Linked DNA regions of Homo sapiens: region 2 is linked to region 1. The links are chromatin loops, found by intact Hi-C in ENCODE. Cell type or tissue: CD14-positive monocyte. All regions are shown on one strand. Links, peaks and the distances in the headings refer to the core of each region. The heading gives the core; the rest is flanking DNA.

Region 1 (14,788 bases), core at 4,004-6,503:
CCCGGGAAGGCTGTTCAGGAGCGAGGCTGGCAGGCCCCGCATGACAACGTCTCCCACGGTCGACTGGGGGCTCCCGGGTGACTCACATCTGAGTCCCCTCCCCCGCCAGCCTGGGGTCTGGCCTCCGCCCGGCGGCTCACTTTCCCCAGTTGCCCGGCTCCCCGGCCCGCGGGTCCGGCTGACGCATCCCACCTCCTCCGCGCCGCCCACCGCTGGGGCACGAAATGTCCCGGGGCTGCGAGGCGCGGTGGCGCCATCTGGTGGCCGCGCCGAGTTTCTGCGCCCTCAGCGCCGGAAGAGAGGGACGGACGGGCGGGGCACTGGGCTGGAGGCGGGGGATAAGGGGACCGTGGCGGTTGCAACGTTTTATGTAACTTTATGCAATGTTTTACGCATGCAACATACATATTTATATTTTATAATTTCAATTTAAAAGTTAAATCGGCCGGGCGCGGTGGCTTACGCCTGTAATCCCAGCACTTTGGGAGTCCGAGGCGGGCGGATCAACTGAGGTCAGGAGTTCGAGACCAACCTGACCAACATGGCCAACATGAGCTGAAGATAAGGAAGATCAGGGAGGTGGGTGGGATAAGTGCAAAGTCAGATTCTGTCTTTATTTACAATTTTGATATTTTGTTCCTCATGGATACTTGGGCATTGATTTTGATTTTTAAAAAGTATTGCAGGCTGGGTAATCCCAGCACATTAGGAGGCTGAGGCGGGCAGATCGTGAGGTCAGTTCGAGACCAGCCTGACCAACATGGTGAAACCCTGTCTCTACTAAAAACACAAAAATTAGCTGGGCGTGGTGGCACGCGCCTGTAATCCCAGCTTACTCAGGAGGCTGAGGCAGGAGTATCACTTGAACCCAGGAGGTGGAGGTTGCAGTGAGCCGAGATCATGCCACTGCACATGGCATGGTGACAGAGAGAGACTCCATCCTCCCCAAAACAAACAAACAAACAAACAAACAAACAAAAAGGCCGGGCACGGTAGCTCACTCCTGTAATCCCAGCACTTGGGGAGTCTGAGGCAGGAGGATCACCTGAGGCTGGGAATTCAAGACCAGCCTGACCAACCTGGAGAAACCCCATCTCTACTAAAAATACAAAATCAGTCGGGCGTGGTGGCACATGCCTGTAATCCCAGCTACTCTGGGGGCTGAGGCAGGAGAATTGCTTGAACTTGGGAGGCAGAGGTTGCAGTAAGCCGAGATTGCAGTGAGCCGAGATCGTGCCACTGCACTCCAGCCTGAGTGACAGAGTGAGACTCAGTCTTTAAAAAAAAAAAAAAGAAAGAAAGAATGGGGTGTGTTGTGTGCACCCAGCTACTCCGGAGGCTGAGACAGGAGGATCACTTGAGCCCAGGGGTTCCTGGCTGCAGTGAGCCGGGATTGCACAGTTGCATTCCAGCCTGGGCAACAGAGTGAGACCCCGTCTCAAATAAATAAATAAAATAAGGGCTGGGCACGGTGGCTCATGCCTGTAATCCCAGCACTTTGGGAGGCTGAGGCAGGTGGATCATCTGGGGTCAGGAGTTCAAAACCAACCTGGCCAACATGGTGAAACCCCGTCTCTACAAAAAATACAAAAATTACCTGGGCATGGTGGCACATGCCTATAATCCCAGCTACTCGGGAGGCTGAGGCAGGAGAATCGCTTGAACCCGGGAGGTGGAGGTTGCAGTGAGCCGAGATTGCACCACTGCATTCCAGCCTGGGAGACAGAGCGAGACACTGTGTCAAAAATAAAGCAAATAAAATAAATAAAATAAGGCGAGCAAAGCAGGGCCTCAGAGAATATGTGTCCAAGTCCTTCTTCCGTGTGTCCCCCGTGCCAGCCATAACAACCTCCTCTGCGAGAGGCCCAGCCTTTGTCAGCTGTTTCCTCCGCCTGGGATGCTGTCTTCCTCTGGTCTTCAGCAGGAAAACCCTACTCCTCTGTCAACACTGACTTGGCCTTGTTTTCTCCCAGACTGACTGCCTGGACCCCCATGGTCCTCCACCCTCCAGGCTTCTCTTTCTAGACCCCAAGCCCACCTGTGCCTCCTTTTTCCAGCCCTGGCTCCAGGCATCTTAGAATATCTGGAGTATCTTGGAATATCTTCAAGAGACTCTGAGCTCTGTGCCTTTGAGCTCAGAAAATGAGCTCCAGCCGGGCCAGGCGTGGTGGCTCATGCCTGTAATCCCAGCATGTTGGGAGGCCGAGGCGGGTGGATCACCCGAGGTCAGGAGTTCAAGACCAGCCTGGCCAGCATGGTGAAACTCCATCTCTACTAAAAATATAAAAATTAGCCAGGCATGGTGGCGCATGCCTGTAGTCCCAGCTACTCAGGAGGCTGAGGCAGGAGAATCGCTTGAACTCGGGAGGTGGAGGTTGCAATGAGCCGAGATCGTGCCACTGCACTCCAGCCTGGACAACAAGAGTGAGACTCTTTCTCAAAAAAAAAAAAAAAAAGAAAATGAGCTCCAGCCTCAGTTTCTTTCTCTGTAAGATGGGAACAGTCACACAAAGGCTTCATCACAGGCATTGAAGGAGGAAATTCCCAGAATCAGGTAAGCACTCAGGAAATGTGTGCTATTATCTTTGGGCTGGGCGCCAGAACTCACCTCTGTAATCCCAGCACTTTTGGAGGCCGAGGCAGGAGGATTGCTTGAGCCCAGGAGTTTGAGACCAGCCTGGGCAACATAGGGAGACCCCATCTCTACAAAAATTTTAAAAATTAGCCGACCGTGGTGGTGCGCACCTGTAGTCCCAGCTACGTGAGAGGCTGAGGTGGGAGGATCACTTGAGCCTGGGAGTTTGAGGCTGCAGTGAGCTATGATTGTGTCGCTGCACTCCAGCCTGGGCAACAGAGGGAGACCCTGTGTCTAAAAATAAAATAAAATAAAAAATGAGATCAATAACAGTGTCGCCGAGGCCATCTTGGAGCCTGAGGTGAGAGGAATAATCAGTATGAGTAATCCTGTCATAATCTTTTTTTTTTTTTTTTTTTTTAGACAGAATCTCGCTCTGTCACCCAGACTGGAGTGCAGTGGCGCAATCTCAGCTCACTGCAACCTCCACCTCCTGGGTTCAAGTGACTCTCCTGCCTCAGCTTCTCAAGTAGCTAGGACTACAGGCGCCCTCCACCACACCTAGCTAATTTTTTGTATTTTTAGTAGAGACAGGGTTTTGCCATGTTGGCCAGGCTGATCTCGAACTCCTGACCTCAAATGATCTGCCTGCCTCGGCCTCCCAAAGTGTTGGAATTACAGGCGTGAGTCACCGTATTTGGCTTTAAACAAAATAAATTTTTAAAATTTTATCCAGCATAGAGGTTTTTGCATTCATTCAGAGTTAAAAAAAAAATGTGGCCGGGTGTGGTGGCTCACGCCTGTAATCCCAGCACTTTGGGAGGCTGAGGTGGGCAGATCACGAGGTCAGGAGATCGAGACCATCCCAGCTAACACAGTGAAACCCTGTCTCTACTAAAAATACAAAAAATTAGCCGGGCGTGGTGGCGGGCGCCTGTAGTGCCAGCTACTCAGGAGGCTGAGGCAGGAGAATGGTGTGAACCCAGGAGGTGGAGCTTGCAGTGAACCGAGATCGCGCTACTGCACTCCAGCCTGGGTGACAGAGCAAGACTCCATCTCAAAAAAATAAGTAAATAAAAATAAAAAATAAAAAAACGTACTGCAGGCTGGGCACGGTGTTGCGGGGGGGCTTTGAAGTGATTAGGGTCAGATGAGCTCATGAGAGTGGAGTCTTCTAATGAGATTAGTTCCTTTCTCTTTTTCTTTTTTGAGACAAGGTCTCCCTGTATTGCCCAGGCTGGAGTGCAGTGGTGTGATCATGACTTCGTGCAGCCTCTGTCTCTAAGGGTAGACTCATGCCTGTAATCTCAGCCCCTTGGGGGCCAAGTGGGGAGGATCGCTTGAGCTCAGGAGTTCGAGACCAGCCTGGGCAACCTGGCAAGACTCCCATCTCTACAAATAATTTTTTTTTTGAGACGGAGTCTCGCTCTGTCACCCAGGCTCTGTCACCCAGGAGTGCAGTGGTGTGATCTCGGCTACTGCAAGCTCCGCCTCCCAGGTTCACGCCATTCTCCTGCCTCAGCCTCCAGAGTAGCTGGGACTACAGGCGCCCGCCACCTCGCCCGGCTAATTGTTTGTATTTTTAGTAGAGATGGGGTTTCACCGTGTTAGCCAGGATGGTCTCGATCTCCTGACCTCGTGATCCGCCCACCTCGGCCTCCCAAAATGCTGGGATTACAGGTGTTACCCACCACGCCTGGCCTTTTTTTTTTTTTTTTTTTTTGAGACGAAGTCTCTCTCTGTCTCCCAGGCTGGAGTGCAGTGGCACAATCTCAGCTCACTGCAACCTCTGCCTCCCGAGTTCAAGTGATTCTTCTGCCTCAGCCTCCCAAGTAGCTGGGATTACACTGCGCCCGGCTAATTTTTAGTAGAGATGGGGTTTCACATCTTGGCCAGGTTGGTTTCGTACTCCTGACCTCATGATCCACCCGCCTCGAGTTCCCAAAGTGCTGGGATTACAGGTGTGAGCTACCGCACGCAGCCACAAATAATTTTTTAAAAATTAGCCAGGTCTGATGGGCACACCTGTAGTCCCAACTACTCGGGAGGCTAAAGCAGGAGGATCACTTGAGCCCAGGAGTTTGAGGCTGCAGTGAGCTATGATCGCACCACTGCACTCCAGCCTGGGCGACAAAACAAGGCCCTGCCTCAAAAAGAAAAAAAAAAGTGGGGGCGGGCTGGGTGCAGTGGCTCATGCCTGTGATCCCAGCACTTTGGAAGGCCAAGGAGGGCAGATCACTTGAGGTCAGGAGTTCGAGACTAGCCCGGACAACATGGCGAAACCCCGTCTCTACTAAAAATACAAAAAGTTGGCCAGGCGTGGTGGCAGATGCCTGTAATCCCAGCTACTCAGGAGGCCGAGTCAGGAGACTCACTTGAGCCTGGGAGGTAGACATTGCAGTGAGCCGAGATCATGCCACTGCACCCCACCTGGACAACAGAGCAGGACTCTGTCTCAAAAAAAAAAAACGGTAAAAAGTCAGGTTCAAGGGGCTCTGGGGGCAGAGGTCCCAGGCAGCAGGCACAGTGTTTGAAAAGGCCCTGACGCAGGACCTCACCTGTTGCATTTGAGGAATCCCAAGGAGGCCCTGGGGGTGGAACAGAGTAAGCAAGAGGGAGAGCCGGGAAGATGAGCTCACAGAGACGGGCTTTGGGGGCTGCGGGGAGGGGTCTGCGTGTCACTCCGGATGTAGCCAGGAAGTGATTGGCAGCGGCTGGGCTCTGACATCATGTTTTTCTGCAAAGATGAACAAAACGAGCAAGACATGACTCCTGTCCCCAAGGAGAGGTTTCGGGATGGAGCTGAGTCATCATTTGAACTTGCAGACATTTGTAAGACAGGCCTGGGGTGGGAGGAGGTGGGATCACCACGCCAGGTGGCAGCGGAGGCTACGGCGAAGGCTGAGGCACATTTGGGAAATTCTGAGGACAGTGGCAGGGGAGGGGCAGGGAAACTGTGCACAGCAAGAGGCTGGCAGGTCTGGGACTATGCCTCGCAGAGAGAGGGAGAAGGAGAGGCTCTGTCTGAGGTCACGTTTGCCTGGTTCAAATCCCACCTGCAGCCGTCATCAGCTGTGTGTCCTTGGGTTGGTGGCTTAGCCTCCCTGAAACTCCCTCTTTTCATGGGAAAAGTCAGGTTGTGGAAATGTTTACCCAAAACAAGGACCTAGAATGGGCTTGGCATAGAAAGTGCTCCGTACACCTCCCCTACTGTAGTGACCTCGAAAGCCACTCGAATGCCGGACGCGGTGACTCACACCTGTAATCCCAACACTTTGGGAGGCCAAGGCGAATGGATCACTTGAGGTCAGGAGTTCGAGACCAGCCTGGCCCACATGGTGAAACCCCCTCTCTCCTAAAAATGCAAAAATTAGCTGGGTGTGGCGGAAGGCGCCTGTAATCCCAGCTACTCCGAGAGGCTGAGGCACGAGAATCGCTTGAACCCGGGAGACGGAGCTTGCAGTGAGCTGAGATCGCACCACTGCACTCCAGCCTGGGAGACAGAGTGAGACTCTGACTCTGTCTCAAAAAAAAAAAAAAAACAGAACGGTATATCCATCAGGCAGGACATTCCTGGGGCCTAAGAGTCACCTCCCAGTGGCTGAAACAAAAGCCAGATCTCTCTCTGGTCGAGGCAAAATTTCTTGCTACACAATGGACAGGAATCATTCGCCTTGCACTGAGTATTTTACAACTTACACACTTGCTCACAGACATCGGAACAGCTGGAACCCCCGGCAGCAGGCATTGCAGACAATGCTAGCATGGTGGGCAGCTTCGGGCCTGGCTCCAGTGATCCCCCAGGGTGGTTAATTTTTTTTTTTTTTTTTTTCTTAGAGATGGGCTTCGCTCTATTGCCCAGGCTTGAATGCAGTGACATCGCAGCTCACTGCAGCCTTGAACTCCTGACTTAAGGAATCTTCCCATCTCAGCCTCCCAAATAGCTGGGATTGCAGGCATGGGCCACCACACCCCGCTATGCAGGGGTTCTTCCTGCCCACTGCATAAAGAAAGACCACGTGACTGGGTGCAGGGGCTCACGCCTGTAATCCCAGCACTTTGGGAGGCCAAAGTGGGAGGATTCCTTGAGTCCAGGAGTTTGAGACCAGCCTGGGCAACATAGGGAGACCCCCAGTCTAACAAAGTATTTTACTTAAAAAAAAAAAAAAAATAGAGGCTGGGCGCGGTGGTTCACACCTGTAATCCCAGCACTTTGGGAGGCCGAGGTGGGCAGATCACCTGAGGTCGGGAGTTCGAGACCAGCCTGGCCAACATGGAGAAACCCCGTCTCTACTAAAAATACAAAATTAGCCGAGCATAGTGGTGGCGGGCGCCTGTAATCCCAGCTATTCGGGAGGCTGAGGCAGGAGAATCGCTTGAACCCGGGAGGCGGAGATTGCAGTGAGCTGAGATTGAGCCACTGCACTCCAGCCTGGGCAACAGGGTGAGACTGTCTCAAAAAAAAAAAAAAGAAAAGAAAGGAAACAACGAAAGAGAAAGAGACCACAGCATTGTAGTAGAGAAAGAGTTTAATAGACATGAGGCTGGCCACGCCACGTGGGAGATGGAATTCATAAATCAACTTGTTCAAACCTCATAGGTTAGAGGTTTTTCTTTATTGCGACGAGTCTCGCTCTGTCACCAAGGCTGGGGTGCAGTGGCGCCACCTCAGCTCACTGCAACCTCTGCCTCCTGGGTTCAAGCAATTCGCAACCTCTGCCTCCTGGGTTCAGGAGGTTCTCCCGCCTCAGCCTTCTGAATAGCTGGGATTACAGGTGCACGCCACCACATCCAGCTAATTTTTTTTTTTTTTTTTTTGGTGGAGATGGAGTTTCACCATGTTGGCCAAGCTGGTCTCGAACTCCTAACCTCAGGTGATCCGTTCACCTCAGCCTCCCAAAGTGCTGAGATTCCAGGCGTGAGCCTCCACGCCCAGCCTAGGTTAGGGGTTTTTCAAGGGCAGTTTTGTGGGAAGGAGTGGGAGTGGGCCAGGTAAACAGGTGCTTGCTGCTGGTTGGTTGGGGGCAGAGATGGACTCACAGCAGGTTGCAGGGGTCCTCCTGCCGGCCAGATCGCTTCTGTGTGGAACCTCAGGAGCAGGGTTGTCAGTCCAGGTGGAGCCACGGGTGTCAGACATGCAAAACACGTGGAAAGACATCTCAAAAGGCCAAACTACAATAATGGTGTTATTTGCAGGAGTAATTGGGGGAACCACATCTCTTTTTTTTTGTTTTTTTTTTGTTTTTTTTTTGTTTTTTTGCATGCTGAGTTTCGCTTTGTCGCCCAGGCTGGAGTGCAGTGGTGAGATCTCGGCTCACTGCAACCTCTGCCTCCCAGGTTCAAGCGATTCTCCTGCCTCAGCCTCCCAAGTATTTGGGACTACAGGCATGGGCTACCAAGCCTGGTTAATTTTTGTATTTTTAGTACAGATGGGGTTGCACCATGTTGGCCAGGCTGGTCTTGAACTCCTGGCCTCAAGTGATCCACCCGCCTTGGCCTCCCAAAGTGCTGGGATTACAGGCGTGAGCCGCCGCACCTGGCCTGGAAGCTGCATATCTTATAACCTCCAGAATAACGTTTGCACCTTAACAGATGTCAGGCTCCCCTCCTCCCTCAACCTGAAGGCCTCAGGTTAGCTTGACAAAAGCTGTTGGGTTTTGTGCAAGGTCTACTATCACTTAAACTGTAGCCTAAATGTCTTCCCAAGTTAGCTGGGCCCAATAGCCCAGGAATAATTAAGGCAAGATGGGGGTTAGTTAGTTTAGCCTACTGTTATAATTTTCTCGGCTGGACGTGGTGGCTCACGCCTGTAATTCCAGCACTTTGGGAGGCCAAGGCGGGCGGATCACGAGGTCATGAGATCGAGACCATCCTGGCCAACATGGTGAAACCCCATCTCTACTAAAAATACAAAACTTAGCTGGGCATGGTGGCGCGTGCCTGTAGTCCCAGCTATTTGGGAGGCTGAGGCAGCAGAATCGCTTGAACCCGGGAGGCGGAGGTTGCAGTGAGCCGAGATTGTGCCACTGCACTCCAGCCTGGGCGACAGAGCGAGACTCCGTCTCAAAAAAAAAAAATTTTTTTTTCTCACTGATAGAACTTTTGCAAAGGCGCTTTCAGCTAATTTTATTTTTTGTAGATATGGGGCCCTGCTCTGTTACCCAGGCTGGTCTTGAACTCCTGGCCTCAAGCGATCCTTCCTCCTTGGCCTCCCAAAGGGCTGGGATCACAGGATGAGCAGCTACTGCACCCGGCTGTATGATGCTTAATTTTTTTTTTTTTTTTTTTTTTTTTGGTGACAGAATCTCAGTCTCAGTCTGTCACCCGGGATGGAGTGCAGTGGTGCAATCTTGGCTCACTGCAACCTCCACCTCATGGGTTCAAGTGATTCTTATGCCTCAACCTCCCCAGTAGCTGGGACTACAGGCACCTACCACCACGCCTGGCTAATTTATGTATTTTTTAGTAGAGACGGGGTTTTGCCATGTTGGCCAGGCTGGTCTTGAACTCCTGACCTCAAGTGATCCACCAGCCTCAGCCTCCCAAAGTGCTGGGATTACAGGCGTGAGCCACCGCGCCCCGCCCGGTGGTTAATTTTATATGCCATCATGGCTGGGCTGTGGGTGCCTGCATATTTGGTCAAACATTACTCTGTGCATGCCGGTGAGGGGGTTATTAGATGAGATGAGCCTTTGACCCTTTGCATCAGTAGACTCACTGAGTCACTCAAACCCACTACCCTCCCTAGCACGGGTGGGCCTTGCGGAATTCACTGAAGGCCCGGATGGAATACAGAGGCTGCCACTCCCCTGGGGAGCAGAGAATTCCTCCCACCTGAAGGCCTTCAGACTGGAACATCAGCTTTTTCCTGTCTTCAGACTCAAACAGAAAGATCAGCTCTCAGCCGGGCATGGTGGCTCACGCCTGTAATCCCAGCATTTTGGGAGGCAGGAGACTTGAGGTCAGGAGTTTGAGACCAGCCTTTCCAACATGGTGAAACCCTGTCTCTACTAAAAATACAAAAATTAGCCGGGCGTGATGGCGCATGCCTGTAATCCCAGCTACTCGGGAGGCTAAGGGGGGAGGATCATTTGAGCCCAGGAGGCAGAGGTTGCAGTGAGCCGAGATCATGCCACTGCTCTCCAGCTGGGGCAACAGAGCGAAGCTCCATCTCAAAAAAAATAAAAATAAAAAGGAACATCGGCTCTCTTGGGTCTCCAGCTTGCAGACTTCAGATGTTGTGACTTGTCAGCCCCCGTGCATCAATACCTTATAATAAATCTCTTGGCCGAGTGTGGTGGCTCACGCCTGTAATCCCAGCACTTTGGGAGGCCAAGGCAGGCGGATCACCTGAAGTCGGAAGTTCAAGACCAGCCTAATCAACATGGAGAAACCCCATCTCTACTAGAAATACAAAATTAGCCAGGTGTGGTGGCGCATGCCTGTAATCCCAGCTACTGGGGAGGCTGAGGCAGGAGAATCGCTTGAACCCGGGAAGCAGAGATTGTGGTGAGCCGAGATTGCATCATTGCACTCCAGCCTGGGCAACAAGAGCAAAACTCTGTCTCAAAAAAAAAAAAAAAATCTCTTATTCTCTCTCCCCTCCTGCTGGTTCTGTTTCTCTGGAGAACCCTGACTAATTCACCCCCAGCTCCTCCTGATGAACGGAGGCAGGCCCTGGACAGCAGTGGGCCAGGATTTGAGGCTCTTGGTCTAACAGTCTGCAAGGAACAGAATCCTTCTGACCACGTGTGAGTGAGTCTAGAAGTGGACTCTGCCCCAGAGACACCTTGGTTGCCACCTTTCAGAGCCCTGAGACAGAGGATGCCAAAGTTAAGCCACATCTGGATTCCTGACCCACAGAAACTGTGAGATAAGAAAAGTGAATATAAGCTGGGCACGGTGGCTCATGCCGGTAATTCCAGCACTCTGGGAGGCCAAGGCAGGCAGATGACTTGAGCCAAGGAGTTTGAGACCAGCCTGGGCAACATAGCGAGACCCTGTCTTGCCCTTTTCTAAGAGGCCCACCTCTACCCCTACTCCACACATGCCCCAGCATTTACCCCACTTTCTTTCTTCCTCATGCTCACCATCCTCTAGCATGCCATACAATTCACTTATTTATTTATTTATTTATTTATTTTTGAGACAGAGTCTCACTCCATCACCCAGGCTGGAGTGCAGTGGCATAATCTCGGCTCACTGCAACCTCCGCCTCCCGAGTTCAAGCAATTCTCGTGCCTCAGCCTCCTAAGTAGCTGAAATTACAAGCGTGCTCCCTCATGCCCGGCTAATTTTTGTATTTTTAATAGAGATAGGGTTTCACTGTGTTGGCTGGGCTGGTCTCAAACTCTTGGCTTCAGGTGATCTGCCCGCCTCGGCCTCCCAAAGTGTTGGGATTACAGGTGTGAGCCACCAAGCCCAGCCCTATTTATTTATTTTTGAGACAGGGTCTTACTCTTGTCACCCAGGCTGGAGGGCAGTGACTCAATCTCTGCTCACTGCAGCCTCTACCTTCTGGGCTCAAGTGATCCTCCCACCTGAGCCTCCCAAGTAGCTGGGACTGCAGGCATGAGTCACCACGCCTAGCTAATTTTTGTATATTTTGTAGAGATGGGCTTTCACTATGTTGTCCAGGCTGGTCTCGAACTCCTGGCCTCAAGCAATCCTTCTGCCTCGGCCTCTCTAAATGCTGGGATAGCAGGTGTGAACCACTGCGCCCTACCTAATTCACTTATTTATAATGTGTACTCGCTTCCCCTCTGTCCCCCCAGTGCCTGCCACAAAGTAGAAGCCACGCAAATATGTGTTGATTTCACTGTTCCATTCACTCATTTAACAGGCAGCTGCCAGCCACGGCCCCAGAGCTCTGCTTGCCTCCCGGATTTCTGTTGGGGTCACAAGGTTCCAACTCCAGGGTCCTGAATTCTGATCTTAGATACCAGGTTTGGCCTTCAAGTTCTGGAATCTATGTTCCAGAATTCGGCTTCCCAAGACCCACAGCCCAGAATCCAGGCTCCAGAATTCAGGCTCCCCGAGATCCAGGCTTCAGAATCCGAGCTCCCTCAGACCCAAGCTCCGAATCCGGGCTCCCTGAGATCCAGGTTCCGGAATCCGGGCTCCTGGAGATCCAGGCTCCGGAATCCGAGCTCCCTCAGATCCAGGTTCCGGAATCCGGGCTCCCCGAGATCCAGGCTCCGGAATCCGAGCTCCCTCAGAACCAGGCTCTGGAATCCGGGCTCCTCCAGATCCAGGTTCCGGAATCCGGGCTCCAGGCTCGCATTCCGGGCTGGGAGCCAGCCACAGCCGTTAGGCTGAGATTTTTAAAATCTGGCGCCAAAATCCACTCCCCGGGTGGGAGTGGCGGTGCCGGGTGGAGGTCAGTGGAATGGACGGGTCGGGACTGGGGCCCTCACGGGCTGCATAGTCCCAGGGTCCGGGATTTCTCTCCCGCGGCCCCGTACCCTCTCCCCAAAAGCAGACAGCAGTTGGTCACTAACTTTCTTTTCTTTTCTTTTCTTTTTTTTTTTTTCAGACGAAGGTTCGCTTTTGTAGCCCGGGCTGGAGTGCAATGGCGCGATCTTGGCTCACTGCAACCTCCGCCTCCTGGGTTCAAGCGATTCTCCTGCCTCAGCCTTCCGAGTAGCTGGGGTCACAGGCGCCTGCCACCACGCCCGGCTAATTTTTTTTTTTTTTTTTTTAAGTGGAGACGGGGTTTCGCCATGGTGGTCATTCTGGTCTCGCACTCCTGACCTCAGGTGATCCGCCCGCCTCGGACTCCCAAAGTTGGGATTACAGGCGTGAGCCACCGCGCCCAGCCAATTGGTCACTAATTTCTAGCTCCCGGGGGAAAGAGGGTCCCGCGTTCGAATCCCGCCTCCGCTACGCCCCTGGTGCGGATTCCCCGACCGGTCCCTAACCTTCCTGTGCCTCAGTTTTCCATAATGGAAATGGGCCCGGAGCCCCCTGGCGCGTGTGGTGCCTTGGGAGGCCCCTCGGAATGGACGGGGCAGCTTTGCGGGATGCCCCAGACCTCGGGCTCTGGGCGCAGCTGCCAGCAGCAGCCTGGGCGTGGGTGCCCCCGGGGGGACCACGGTCTCAGCTGTCACCGCCCCTCCCGTTCGGCGCCAAAATTTGAAAATTGCCCAGCGCCTCCCAAACTGCGCGCTGGGAGGGGGAAAGCCCCGGGCCCCACCCACGGGAAGCGCGGGGCTTTCTGGGACTTGGAGTCCAGTCCCTGGGGGTCCCGCGGGGATGGCTCTGGGCACCCGAAGCCCCTCCCCAGCGCCGAGACAGGAGGGCTGGGGTAGATTCGAGACCCCGGTTTGCAGAGCGCAAGACTGAGGCCCAGGGCCGCGCAGTCAGGCAGGAAACGGCGCTCCTGGCGGATGGAACAGCACGGGCAAAGGCTGGGTATGGGGGTATGTGGGGATGGAAGTGCCCAGAGGGGCAGCGCGATGGGGTTGGGGGCGGGACCCCGCAGGGCCTCCAGTAAGGGGCTAGTTGGGGGATCTGGTCAGCCAGTGGCCAAGGCCGGTGGTCAGTGAGAAGTTGATGCGGAGCGGGGGGGCGGTTTCAGATCAGTCTGAGGGTGGAGAATAGGAAAAGTGACCCGGCCGGGCGTGGTGGCTCATACCAGTAATCCCAGCACTTTGGGAGGCCGAGGCTGGCAGATCACCTGAGATCAGGAGTTCGAGACCAGCCTGGTCCAACATGGTGAAACCCCGTCTCTACTAAAAACACAAAAATTAGCCGGGCGTTGTGGCACATGCCTGTAGTCCCAGCTACTCAGGAGGCTCAGGCAGGAGAATCACAAGAACCCAGGAGGCGGAGGTTGCAGAGAGCTGAGATCGTGCACTTCAGCCTGGGCTACAGAGCAAGACTCTGTCTCAAAAAAAAAAAAAAGTGACCCCATTTCCCACCCAAACCTCAATCATCCTTCTCCCCTCTGGCCCCGCCTCCTGTAGTATTATTTATTTCCCATTGTGCTTTACCATCTGTCTTTATATTTTATATTCCTCCCTTTATGAGGAAGGAAAACAGTATCAGTCCTCTAAATACGCAGTCACTGCTTAGCTCCCTCTTGCCTGGCTGGTTTATTTGTTGTTTGTTTTGAGAAAGAGTCTTGCAGCTGGGCACGGTGTCTCACGCCTGTAATCCCAGCACTTTGCAGGGCCGAGGTGGGCGGATCATTTGAGGTCAGGAGTTCAAGACCAGCCTGGCCAACATGGTGAAACCCCGTCTCTAGCAAAAATTAGCTGGGCCGTAGTGGCGCACGCCTGTAATCCCAGCTACTCGGGAGGCTGAGGCAGGAGAATCACTTGACCCTGGGAGGTGGAGGTTGTAGTAAGCCGAGATCAAGCCACTGCACTGCAATCTGGGTGACAGGGTGAGACCCTGTCCCCCCTGCCAAAAAAAAAAAAAAAGAGAGAGAGAGTCTTGCGCTGTCATCCAGGCTGGAGTGAAATGGTGCAATCATAGCTCACTGCAGCCTCCACCTCCTGGGCTTAAGCCATCTCCTTGACTCGGCCTCCCAAGTAGCTGGGGATACAGATGCACGCCACCACGACCAACTAATTAAAAAAATTTTTTTGTAGGGGCCGGGTGCAGTGGCTCACACCTGTAATCCCAGCACTTTGCGAAACCGAGGTGAGCAGATCACTTGAGGTCCAGAGTTCAAGACCAGCCTGGCCAACATGAGGAAACTCTACAAAAATACAAAAATTAGCCAGGCATGGTGGCGCATGCCTGTCATCCCAGCTACTCAGGAGGCTGAGGCAGGAGAATCTCTTGAACCCAGGAGGAGGAGGTTGCAGTGAGCCAAGATTGGGCCACTGCACTCCAGCCTGGGGGACAGAAAGACTCTGTCTCCAAAAAAAAAAAAAAAAAAAAAACTGTAGAGTATTGTAGAGTTGGGTCTTGCTATGTTGCCCAGGCTGGTCTCAAACTCCTGGGCTCAAGCCATTTTCTTGTCTCAGCCTCCCAGAGTGGCTGGGATTGCAGGTGTGAGCCACCATGCCAGGCTTCCTGCCTGGGTTCTAAGGCTGGGGGTCTATCTGGTAAGAGGGGAATAATAGCGAGTGAATGTTGGCTGTTGGAGGCAGGTGGGCTCTTTCCCCTGGTGTCCTCAGTAGGCTGGAAAGGGCATTAGATTCTCAGTGTGTGATTTACTGGGGTCTCTGGCAGAGGCTGAGCCAAACCCCCAAGGTGAGA
Region 2 (12,390 bases), core at 2,256-4,755, 280 kb before region 1:
GGTGGAGGCCAGGGTTGCTGCTTAGCACACTGCAGGGCCCAGGACGGCCCCCTCCAGAGAATGATCTGGCCCCAGTGTCCACAGAGCCGGGGCGGTAGAAGGGGAACCCTGGATGCATTTTAGACTGTCCTCAGCTCAGCAGCAGCAGCGTGGCCTGGGGGCACAGTAGAAACACCAAGTCTTGGGCCTCACCCCAGGCCTAAATCAGACACTCCAGGCCAGGCGCCCTGGCTCACACCTGCAATCCCAGCACTTTGGGAGGCCAAGGCGGACGGATCACCTGAGGTCAGGAGTTCAAGACTAGCCTGGCCAACATGGTGAAACCCTGTCTCTACTAAAAATACAAAAATTAGCTGGGCGTGGTGGCGCAAGCCTGTAACCTCAGCTACTCGGGAGGCTGAGGCAGGAGAATCGCTTGAACCTGGGAGGCGGAGGATGCAGTGAGACAAGATCGCACCACTGTACTCCAGCCTGGGCAACAAGAGCGAAACTCCGTCTGAAAAACAAAAAATAAGATGGTGAGCCTCCATCTGTACCAAAAAAAAAATTAGCCAGACACGGTGGTGCTCACCTGTAGTCCCAGCTCCTCAGGAGGCTGAGGCAGGAGGATCACTGGAGCCTGGGAGTTTGAGGTTGTAGTGAGCCATGATCACAGCACTGCACTCCAGCCTGGGCAAAAGAGCAAGACCCTGTCTCGAAAAATTAAAAATAAGTCAGGGCCGGGCTTGGTGGCTCATGCCCGAAGCAGGACAGAGATGGACCACTGGGTCTTAAAGTTTGGTGGGTGTCAAGAGTCACCCAGAGAGCTTGATGAACACACAACTGGGGCCCACCCACATGTATCTACATTTTTTTTTTTTTTTTTTTTGGAAACGGAGTCTGGCTTTGTCGCCCAGGCTGGAGTGCAGTGGTGCGATCTCCGCTCACGGCAAGCTCCGCCTCCTGGGTTCATGCCCTTCTCCTGCCTCAGCCTCCCGAGTAGCTGGGACCACAGGCGCCCGCCACCAAGCCCGGCTAATTTTTTGTATTTTTAGTAGAGACGGGGTTTCACCGTGTTAGTGAGGATGGTCTCGATCTCCTGACCTCGTGATCCACCTGCCTCGGCCTCCCAAAGTGCTGGGATTACAGGTGTGAGCCACCGCGCCCGGCCTACATTTTTTTTTTTTCTTTTGAGATAGAGTCTCACTCTGTCGCCCAGGCTGGAGTGCAGTGGTGCCATCTTGACTCACTGCAACCTCTGCCTCCTGGGTTCAAGTGATTCTCCTGCCTCAGCCTCCCCAGTAGCTGGAATTACAGGTGCCCGCCGCCACGCCCAGCTAATTTTTGCATTTTGGGTAGAGATGGGGGTTTCACCATGTTGGCCAGGCGGGTCTTGAACTCTTGACCTCAGGTGATCCACCCGCCTTGGCCTCCCAGAGTGCTGGGATGACAGGCGTGAGCCACCGCGCCGGGCCGGATCTGCACTGTAGACAAGCAGCCCAGGTGATCGCGATGCCTCTGTTTGGAGAATCCCACTCCCGGAAACACCTGTGGACACTGTTGCAGGAGCCGTGTATCCCAGCCGCAGCCGGCACGCTCTTCAGTCTTCGTAGACGACCTCGGCTCATTTCCTCCCATCTCGTGTCCATCACCAGGAAAGCCTGCACAGTCTCTTCCCAGTTGACCCCAAACCCAGCCCAAGCCTTTGAGAGACCTCCAGAAAGTTTGTTTTGGAATCACCAAGGGGTGGAGAAGAGGAGGGGTGGCGAGGGGGAGCTGTCATCTCATCCCAGAACCAGTGGCTTCTCTGCGCGACTTGATGAGAAGCGTGTCATAGATAATGGCTGCTTGATCCCACACAAGTTTGAAATAGGGTAGTTCTGAATATTCCTGTCAGAGATGCGCAGAGCAAAGAAGCGGTAATTAAACTTGGGTTTCATGTAAGTCGTGACTCAGGGCTCCAGGAGTAGGTTGAACCTCCAGGTGTAATCGTGGAATTAGGAAGGCTCTGCCCTCTGCTTCTCTGTACGCTTGGGGTGCAGTTCCTACAAAGCCTGACCCAGCAGGGACTATGTTGCAAACCCCTCCAGGGTAAGTCCCAGGAAGCCACGAGGAGGAAACAAATAGTGTTTTTCTCTTTTGCAGAATTGGTGCTTCTCAACGGGCGCAGTTGTCCTCCCCGGGACACAGGGCGATGTCTGCGGACATCTGTGGTTGTCACAACTGGGGGGTGCGCCTGGCATTGAGTGGGTGGAGGCCAGAGACGCTGCTCAGCACCCTGCAGTGCCCAAGATGGCCCCACCCCACAGAATAATTCAGCCCCAAATGTCCACAGTACAGAGGAGGAGAAGCCCAGACACATGGTACTCTCTAGATAAATGTGTCAAATCCATGTCCCAAACCGTTTTGCCATTAGGAAAAATAATTTGTCACTGACTCTGGAATGTCCCGGTATCTTTGAAGGAAAACATTTCACCCCAAACTGAGTAACTTGAAAACCTAAAACAAAGTGACCTTCCCCATCCTGTTCTCCATCTTGCAAAAATATCTTAGGTCAAATTATTCTTTTTAGAGACAGGGTCTGGCTCTGTTGCCCAGGCTGGAGTGTAGCACCGTGAGCATAGCTCACTGTAGCCTCAACCTCCTGGGCTCAAGCGATCCTCCCACCTCAGCCTTTCAAGTAGCTGGGACTACAAGCATGGACACCACGCCCAGCTAATTTTAGTTATTATTTTTAAATTTTATTTATTTTTTGAGACAGAGTCACGCTCTGTCACCCAGGCTGGAGTGCAGTGGGGCGATCTCAGCTCACTGCAGGCTCAACCTCCTGGATTCAAGCAATTCTCCTGCCTCAGCCTCCACAGTAGCTGGGATTACAGGCATGTACCACCATGCCCGGCTAATTTTTTTGTATTTTTAGTAGAGATGGGGTTTTGCCACGTTGGCCAGGTTGGTCTCGAACTCCTCACCTCTAGTGATCCACCCACCTCGGCCTCCCAAATTTCTGGGATTACAGGGGTGAGCTGCCGCGCCGGCCTGTTTTTAAATTTTAGATTCAGGGGTACATGGGTCCTCCCTTCCTTCCTCCTGCTTTACTATGGTATCAAGATGAACCTGGTCAACATGGTGAAACCCCATCTCTACTAAAAATACAAAAATTAGCTGGGTGTGGTGGCAGGTGCCTGTAATCACAGTTCCTCGGGAGGCTGAGGAAGGAGAATCGCTTGAACTGGAAGGCGGAGGTTGCAGTGAGCCGAGATCACACCATTGCACTCCAGCCTGGGCGACAGAGTGAGACTGTCTCAAATAAAATAATAAAATTAAAAATAATAAAATAAATAATAAAAAGGCCGGGCGCAGTGGCTCACGCCTGTCATCCCAGCACTTTGGAAGGCCGAGGCGGGAGGATCACCTCAGGCCAGGAGTTCGAGGCCAGCTTCACCAACATGGAGAAACCCCATCTCTAAAAATACGAAATTAGCCAGGTGTGGTGGTGCACACCTGTAATCCCAGCTACTCAGGAGGCTGAGACAGGAGAATCGCTTGAACTCGGGAGTTAGAGGTTGCAGTGAGCCGAGATTGTGCCACTGCACTCCAGCCTGGGCGACAGAGTGAGACTCCGTCTCTAAATAAATAACTAAATAATAAAAAATTAACATTGGATTGGAGTCCAAGCATCCGGGATGTGGTCTCGGAAATGGGGAGCCGGGGCGATTCCGCACGGAGCCGCCAGGGGGCGCGGCAGCCACGGCCTCTCCCGCGGGCACCCACGTGCGTCCGCAGCTGCCAGGGCTGTGATCGACAAGGCGTGGCTCCTTCTGCAGCCACCTGGGCCAGAGCCTAGGGACCGCCCTGCTGCTAGAGTTTTGCTCTTAGAATCGGGTCTCCTTTCAGAATGACACGGAGAAAACATCCTCCGAAGCAGGGATGTCCTACCGGGTGCTCGTGCTTTGATGGAGCCAAGAGGATGCACGCAGTGGACCAGGGAGCCAGGCTGGCCCTGAGATACCTGTGGGATGCAGGGTCAAAGACATGAGGCCCGGCAGCGTGGGCGCGCGAGGACCCGCGAAGCCCACCAGAAACCAGAAATTCTCATCAGCTCACGGTGGTCCCGAATTCTTGCCAAGCCCAGGTAGACTTGGGGAGCCCCGTTCCTCTGTCTCCCTCTCTTTCGTTAATGGTGCTTTTTCAACCTTTATACATTTTTATTTACTTATTTATTATTTTTTAATTTTAATTTTTGTTTTTTTGAGACAGAATCTTGCTCTGTCGCCCAGGCTAGAGCACAGTGCCACGATCTTGGCTCACTGCAACCTCTGCCTCCTGAGTTCAAGTGATTCTCATGTCTCAGCCTCCAGAGTAGGTGGGACTACAGTCACACACCACCATGTCTGGCTATTTTTTTTTTTTTTTGTATTTATAGTAGAGACGGGGTTTCTCCATGTTGGCCAGGATGGTCTCAAACTCCTGGCCTCAGGTGATCCACCTGTCTCGGCCTCCTAAAGTGCTGGGAATACAGGCGTGAGCCACTGTGCTTAGCCAGTTTTTATTTATTTTTGAGACAAGGTCTCTCTTTCTGTGTGTCTTCTTTCCAGGCTGGAGAGCAGTGGTGCAGTCACAGCTCATCGCAGCCTCGACCTCCTGGGCTCAAGCAATCCTCCCTCAGCCTCCTGAGTAGCCAGGACTAGAGGCATGTGCCATCATGCCTGGATACTTTTTTTTTCTAGAGATAGGGTCTTGCTGTGTTGCCCAGGCTGGTCTCAAACTCTTGATCTTAAGCGATGCTCCCGCCTTGGCCTCCCAAAGTTGGGATTACAGGTGTGAGCCACTGTGCCAGGCTTCTCCTTCTTCTCCTTCTCCTTCTTCTTTTTTTCTTTAAGAGATAGGTTCCCCAGGCTGGAGTGCAGTGGCGCCATCATAGCTCACAGCAGCCTTGGACTCCTGGGCTCAAGTGATCCTCTTACTTCAGCCTCCTGAGTAGCTGGGACTACAGGCATTTTAAAGACTTAATGCAAGTGTAACATACCTACACCAAAGTGTGAATGATAAGCAAACATCATGGGTGGGGTGCTGTGGCTCACACCTATAATCCCAGCAGTTTGGGAGGCCGAGGCAGGTGGATCACCTGAGGTCAGGAGTTCGAGACCAGCCTGGCTAACATGGCGAAACCCCATTTCTACTAAAAAATACCAAAATTAGCCGGGCGTGGTGGTGGGTACCTGTAATCTCAGCTACTCGGGAGGCTGAGGCAGGAGAATTGCTTGAACCCAGGAGGCGGAGGTTGCAGTGAGCCGAGATCATGCCACTGCACTCCAGCCTGGGTGACAAGAGCGAGACTCTGTCTCAAAAGAAGCAAACATCATGATGAATTTTCATGAGGGGAACACGCCCATATCATTGGCACCTACACCAAGAAACCAAACCTAAGCAGTGCCCCCACATTCCCGCTACTCACTGCCTCCCAGTCCCCCCACACTCCCGCTACTCACTGCCTCCCCAGAGGGTGACACTGACCTAGCGTTTGATACCATGGGTGGGTGCTGCCTGTTTTTGAGAGTTATACAAATACAATCTGCAAAAGGTAAAGCCACAAGGGTTTCAGAAGAAAATATAGAGTCTATTTTGGGGTAGGCAAAATTTTCTTAGAAAGCAAAAAGCGCTAACCATAAAGTTTTTTTTTGTTTTTGTTTTTGTTTTTGTTTTTGTTTTGAGACAGAGTTTCACTCTTGTTACCCAGGCTGGAATGCAGTGGCGAGATCTCGGCTCACCACAACCTCTGCCTCCCGGGTTCAAGCAATTCTCCTGCCTCAGCCTCCCAAGTAGCTGGGACTACAGGCACCTGCCACCACGCCCGGCTAATTTTGTATTTTTAGTAGAGACGGGGTTTCTCCATGTTGGTCAGGCTGGTCTCGAACTCCCAACCTCAGGTGATCCGCCCACCTCGGCCTCCCAAAGTGCTGGGATTACAGGTGTGAGCCACTGCACCTGGCCAAGTTTTTTTTTTTTTAATCAACAATTAGACTTCATTAAAATAATGATGCCATCAAAATAGAGGGATAAATTGAGCCATTGAGTGGGTGAAGACATTTGCAATATGTACTTTATAAAAATATCAAGTACTCCTACAAATCAGTGAGAAGAGAGATGACCCAATTCTCTTAATGGGCAAAACACTTAGACATTCCAAAAAACAGGATAGGCAAATGGCCCATAAGTATGAGGAAAAGAGCTCAATGTCATTAGACATCAGGAGAACACTAACTAAATCCATAGTAGCCGCCGGGCGCGGTGGCTCACGCCTGTAATCCCAGCACTTTGGGAGGCCGAGGTGGGCGGATCACGAGGTCAGGAGATCGAGACCATCCTGGCTAACACGGTGAAACCTCATCTCTACTAAAATACAAAAAATTAGCCGGGCGTGGTGGCAGGCACCTGTAGTCCCAGCTACTCGAGAGGCTGAGGCAGGGGAATGGAGTGAACCTGGGAGGCGGAGGTTGCAGTGAGCTGAGATCCCACCACTGCACTCCAGCCTGGGCGACAGAGTGAGACTCCATCTCAAAAAACAAACAAACAAACAAACAAAAAAACCATAGTAACAAACAAAAAAACCATAGTAGCAAACAACTACACCAGGATAGCTCAAGTTGAAGGACCTGAAAAACAAGTGTTAGCCAGGTGTGGTGATACGCACCTATAGTCCCAGCTATTTGGGAGGCTGAGGCGGATGGATTGCTTGAATCCAGGAGTTCAAGACCAGCCTGAGCAACATGGGAAGAGTCTGTCTCTACACACACAAAATAATTGGCTGGGCTTGGTGGCTCATGCCTGTAATCTCAGCACTTTCAGAGGCTGAGTCAGGACGATCACTTGAGACCAGGAGTTCAACACCAGCCTAAGCGACACGGTAAAACTCCAGCCTGGCCAACATGGTGAAACCCCATCTCTACTAAAAATACGAAAAGTAGCCAGGCATGGTGGCGGGCGCCTATAATCCCATCTACTTGGGAGACTGAGGCAGGAGAATTGCTTGAACCAGGGAGGTGGAGGTTGCAGTGAGCTGAGATCATGCCATTGAACTCCAGCCTGGGCTACAGAGGGAGACTCCATCTCAAAAAAAAAAAAAAAAAAAAGAAAACAAAAAAAGAATAAGGATCTTTACAGTAGAAAAACCTGACAACTACTATGTCAGCCAGGTGACCCAGTCAGTGTCAACAGTGGTAAGTCATGTTGACTGCATGGGCTTTGCTATGATGTGATGTGATGGGGATGGCCTCTCACTTCTATAGTCTTCCTCAAAAACAAACAACAGAAACACAGCTCTAGTCCAACGATGAGAAAACTATCAGGAAACCCCAGTCAAGAAATATTCCACAAAATATCTGACCCGTCCTCCTCAAAACTGTCCAGATCATGAGAAACAAGGAACATCTGAGAAACTGTGACAGCCAGGAGGAGCCTAAGAAGATGTGATAATGAAATGTCATGTGAGGCCGGATGCGGTGGCTCATGCCTGTCATCCCAGCACTTTGGGAGGCTGAGGCGGGCGGATCACTTGAGGTCAGGAGTTCGAGACCAGCCTGGCCAATATGGAGAAATCCTGTTTCTACTAAAAATACAAAAAATTAGCAGGGCATGGTGGTAGGCACCTGTAGTCCCAGATACTTGGGAGACTGAGGCACGAGAATCACTTGAACCTGGGAAGTGGAGGTTGCAGTGAGCCAAGACTGCACCACTGCACTCCAGCCTGGGCAATAAGAGTGAGACTCCGTCTCCAAAAAAAGCCCCCAAAAACCAAAAACCAAACCAAACCAAAACAAAAAATCCACGTTTATATTTCAATGAATTTCCTTCCTTCCTTCCTTCTTTTCTTTCTTTTTTTCTGGAGATGGAGTTTGCTCTTGTTGCCCAGGCTGGAGTACAATGGCGTGATCTCAGCTCACCACAACCTCCGCCTCCCAGGTTCAGTGATTCTCCTGCCTCAGCCTCCTGAGTAGCTGGGATTACAGGTGCATGCCACCACGCCTGGCTAATTTTTGTATTTTTAGTACAGACGGGGTTTCTCCACGTTGCCCAGGCTGGGCTTGAACCCCTGACCTCAGGTGATCCACCCCCCTCGGCCTCCCTGGGATGATAGGCGTGAGCCACTGCGCCCGGCTTTCAGTGAATTTTCTTATGCTCTTCACCTAGATTCACTTATTCTTCACATTTTACCAAATTTCCTTTTTTCTCTTCTTATGTGTGTGTATATGTATAATAATTATTATTTTTTTGCCGAACAATTCAAATGAAAGTTCCAGACATCATGTATTTTGTATCTCCTAAGAACAAGGACATTCTATTACATAAATACAGTATAATTGTTAAATTCAGGAAATTAAACATTACTGAATATTGACATGATTATTTAATAAACAGTCTACATTCAGATTTTTTCAATTTTTTCTCTGTTTTTTTTGTTTTTGTTTTTGAAGTGGAGTTTTGCTCTTGTTGCCAGACTGGAGTGCAGTGGACCAATCTCAGCTCACTGCAACCTCTGCCCCCTGGGTTCAAGTGATTCTCCCACCTAGCTGGTATTACAGGTACAGCTAATTTTTGTATTTTTAGTAGAGACAGGGTTTTACCACGTTGGTCAGGCTGGTCTCAAACTCCTGACCTCAAGTGATCCGCCTGCCTTGGCCTCCTACAGCACTGAGATTACAGGCGTGAGCCACCTTGCCCAGCCGTTTTTGTTGTTGTTTTGATGTTGTTGTTTGTTTGTTTTGGGTTTTTGAGACAGGGACTTGCTCTGTTGCCCAGGCTGGAGGTCAGTGGCATGATCATAGCTCACTGTGGCCTTGATCTCCTGGGCTCAAGCAATCCTCCCTCCTCCCAGTAGCTGGGGTGACAGGCATGTGTCACCACACCTGGGTGATTAATTTATTTTTTATTTTTTATTTTTTTCTTTTGAAGAGACAGGGTTTCACTATGTTGCTCAGGCTGGTCTTGAACTCCAGGGCTCAAGTTATCCTCTTGCCTCAGCCTCCCAAAGTACTGGGATTATAGGTGTGAGCCACCGTGCCTGGCCCCTTGTTTTATTTTGTATTTTCATGATTATCTTCATGGATTGAGACTCTTTTCTTATATTTATTCACCTCTTATATTGGTTCCCCTGTGAATTGCTCATTCATCACCCTTCCTATTTTTATTTTAAGATGTTTATTTTCTATTTTCTATCAAGGGCTCTGTCTCATATAGTATCAACATTTTTCTCCCAGTCTGTCACTTGTCTATTAAGCCCATTCATGGTGTTTTTTACTATGGAAGATTTTTGAAATACTGAAGTCAGTCAATTTGTCAGTATTTTTTTTTTATAGAGATAGGGTCTCATCATCTTGCCCAGGCTTGTCTCCAACTCCTGGGCTCAAGAGATCCTCCTACCTCAGCCTCCCAAAGTGCTGGGATTATAGGTATGCACCACTGTGCTGCTTTTATGTTATTTTATATTTTATTAGTATTTTTTTTCTGTTGCGCTCTGAAGACATCTGCTCCTACATGGCTTCTGGTGCACAGGAGGTTTTCAAAAACACGTACTGAATGAATCAAAGCCCAAAGCTTACGTAGCTCTTTCCCTGAGCAGGCTGATTCTCCAAACAATTATGAATAAATATCGCATGCTATGAATTCCCCTTAGGAAGGAGTCGTCCTGTGGCGTCTACCTGGTGTGCTTATGTTACAAGCCATCTTTTTCTTGTCGTGAGTTATGGAAAGCAGAAACAGAGTCAGATCACTCTGCATCTAATAATAAAAATAGCTACCAGAAACAGTGTGTTCCACATGATGACATCAGCGCCACGCAGGCAGAAAATGGCATTAAATGCTAAGAACTTGTAGATGTCTCATTTATAGCCTCTGTGAAACTGAACTCTGTCTTTTGACGCTTTCAATCTCTGTGCCTCCTCCAGTCTTTCCTATTTTAGTGAGCACCAGAATCCATCGGATGGCTCAAAGCAGAAAACCAGAAGTCACCCCCAACACCTCCTTCTCCTGCAACCCACACAGACAAACCAGTGCTAAGTCCTGTCAATTCACCCTCCAAAATATTTCTCAAATTCACCCACTGTCCTTTCTCCTGTCAATGCCCTCAGCTAAACTACCGTCAAGTCTTTTCTTAGAAATAGAGATAGGGTCTCACTATGTTGCCCAGGCTGGTCTCGAACTCCTGGGCTCAAGCGATCTTCCTGCAATGGCTTCCCAATGTGCTAGGATTACAGGTGTGCGCCAAGGCACCCAGCCCAACTCTTGCCCAGAGGGCTCTGAAGTAGTCTCCCTGCTTCCATTCTTGCTTCTCTATAATTCAGCCTTTCTTTACACACGAGTCAAAATAATCTTAAGAATTAAAATTAGATGACAACCTTCACCTACTTAAAATCCTTCAATGAATCACACTGTAATTACGGTAAAATCCAAGTTCCATAGCACGGTCTATGGGACTGTCCCTAATCTCCCATCTCCCTACTGCTCACGAACATTCAGCCAGGCTGGCTTTCCAACTCCTCAAATGCAGCAAGCCCTTCTCCATCTTTTTGTCAACTATCCTCTCTTCTCTCCCCACTTCTCAGTACTTTTTTTTCTTTTTTTTTTTTTTTTTTGAGACGGAGTCTTGCTCTGTCGCCCAGGCTGGAGTGCAGTGGCATGATCTCGGTTCACTGCGACCTCCACCTCACAGGTTCAAGCGATTCTCCTACCTCAGCCTCCCGAGTAGCTGGGATTACAGGCGCCCACCACCACGCCCTGCTAATTTTTATATTTTTGGTACAGACAGGGTTTCACCATGTTGGCCAGGCTGGTCTTGAACTCCTGACCTCAAGTGATCCACCCACCTCAGCCTCCCAAAGTGCTGGGATTATAGGTGTGAGCCACCACACCTGGCCTTCTCAGTACATTTGACTTGGCTAATTCCTGCACAGAAGTCTCTCTCATTCTTTCTTCACAGAACTTAGTACAACCTATAGTTTTTCTAGTATGTATGTGTATTAGTTACCTACTGCCATATGACAAATTTTCCCCCAAACTTAGTGCCAGCAGGCATTGTGGCTCATGCCTGTAATCTCAGCACTTTGGGAGGCTGAGGTGGGAGGGTTTCCTGAATCCAGGAGTTCAAGACTGGCCTGTGTGACATTAGGTAAAAAATTAGCTGGGCATGGTGGCACATGCTCCCAGCTACTCGGGAGGCTGAGGTGGGAGGACTGCTTGAGCCCAGGAGGTCATGGCTGCAGTGAGCTGTGATTGCACCACTGCACTCCAGCCTGGGTGATGGGGCAGGACCCTGTCTCAAAATACAAGCAAACAAACACAAAACTAAGTGGCTAGAACAGCATGTGTTATCTCAGTTTCTGTGGGTGAGGAATTCAGATGCAGTTCATATGGGTCTTCTGTTTTCAGGGTCTTTGTTTTTCTTTCTTTCTTCTTCTTCTTCTTCTTTTTTTTTCTTTTGAGACAGGGTCTCACTCTGTTGCCCAGGCTGGAGTGTAATGGTAATGATTTCAGCTCGCTGTCACCTCTGCCTCCTGGGTCCAAGTGATTCTGATGCCTCAGCCTCCTTAGTAGCTGGGACTACAGGTGCCCGCCACCATGCCTGGCTAATTTTGGTATTTTTAGTAGAGATGGGGTTTTGCCGTGTTGGCCAGGCTAGTCTCAAACTCCTGACTTTAAGTGACCTGCCTACCTCGGCCTTCCAAAGTGCTGGGATTATAGGCATGAGCTACCACATGCAGCCCTGTTTTAGGGTGTTTCAAAGGCTGCAATTGAAGTGAAGCAGTCATCCAAAGGCTCAACTGGGGCAGGACCCTCTTCCATGATCACGTTCATGGCTGTTGGTAGCATTTGGTTCCTTATGGACGCTTGTGCTGAGGGTCTCATTGCCTTGCTGACTGTTGGCTGGAGGACACCCTCAGTTCCTTTCCCTCTGGATCTCTCCAGCATCTTAGCTTGCTTTGTCAAGACACGTAGGCTGAGAAGGCGAGAGACAGGCTCTGCTGGCAAAACAGAAGTCACAATCTCTCATAGCCTAATCGCAGAATGACATCCCATTCATTTGCCATTTTCTATTTGTTAGAATCAAGTCATCAGGCCAAGCGCAGTGGCTCATGCCTGTAATCCCAGCACTTTGGGAGGCCAAGGTAAGAGGATCACCTGAGGTCAGGAGTTCAAGACCAGCCTGGCCAACATGGTGAAACCCCGTCTCTACTAAAAACACAAAAATTAGCCGGCATAGTGGCACACGCCTATAATCCCAGCTACTCGGGAGGCTGAGGCAGGAGAATCGCTTGAACACGGGAGTCGGAAGTTGCAGTGAGCCAAGATCGCGCCATTGCACTCCAGCCTGAGTGACAAGAGCGAGACTCTGTCTCAAAAAAAACCTTTTTTTTTTTT

The links. A loop is a pair of places that touch in the nucleus more often than their neighbours do. Peaks named below come from ENCODE experiments on the same cell type or tissue, not always from the same donor. Only the 100,000 strongest peaks of a DNase experiment are listed, where the experiment ranks them.
Region 2: a loop joins it to region 1, with 2.1 times the contacts of the local background. A loop is called at or near these places in 11 of 110 quality-filtered maps.

Annotation. Positions count from the first base shown.
Region 1 is chr19:2,460,189-2,474,976 of GRCh38, reverse strand. LINC01775 (long intergenic non-protein coding RNA 1775) reads left to right here and starts at 12,792. Exons shown (of 2, transcript NR_134931.1): 1 at 12,792-12,996. RefSeq lists silencers at 70-209, 12,536-12,605 and an enhancer at 5,327-5,426. In CD14-positive monocyte, for the core only: no CTCF peak of the experiment used is centred there; a DNase peak (open chromatin) is centred at 5,336.
Region 2 is chr19:2,740,719-2,753,108 of GRCh38, reverse strand. No RefSeq gene overlaps it. Among named protein-coding and RNA genes, the nearest start is that of SLC39A3, 6.9 kb to the right of the region's middle. RefSeq lists silencers at 3,624-3,673, 3,684-3,753. In CD14-positive monocyte, for the core only: CTCF peaks have their summits at 3,482 and 3,681 (motif pointing right); a DNase peak (open chromatin) is centred at 3,728.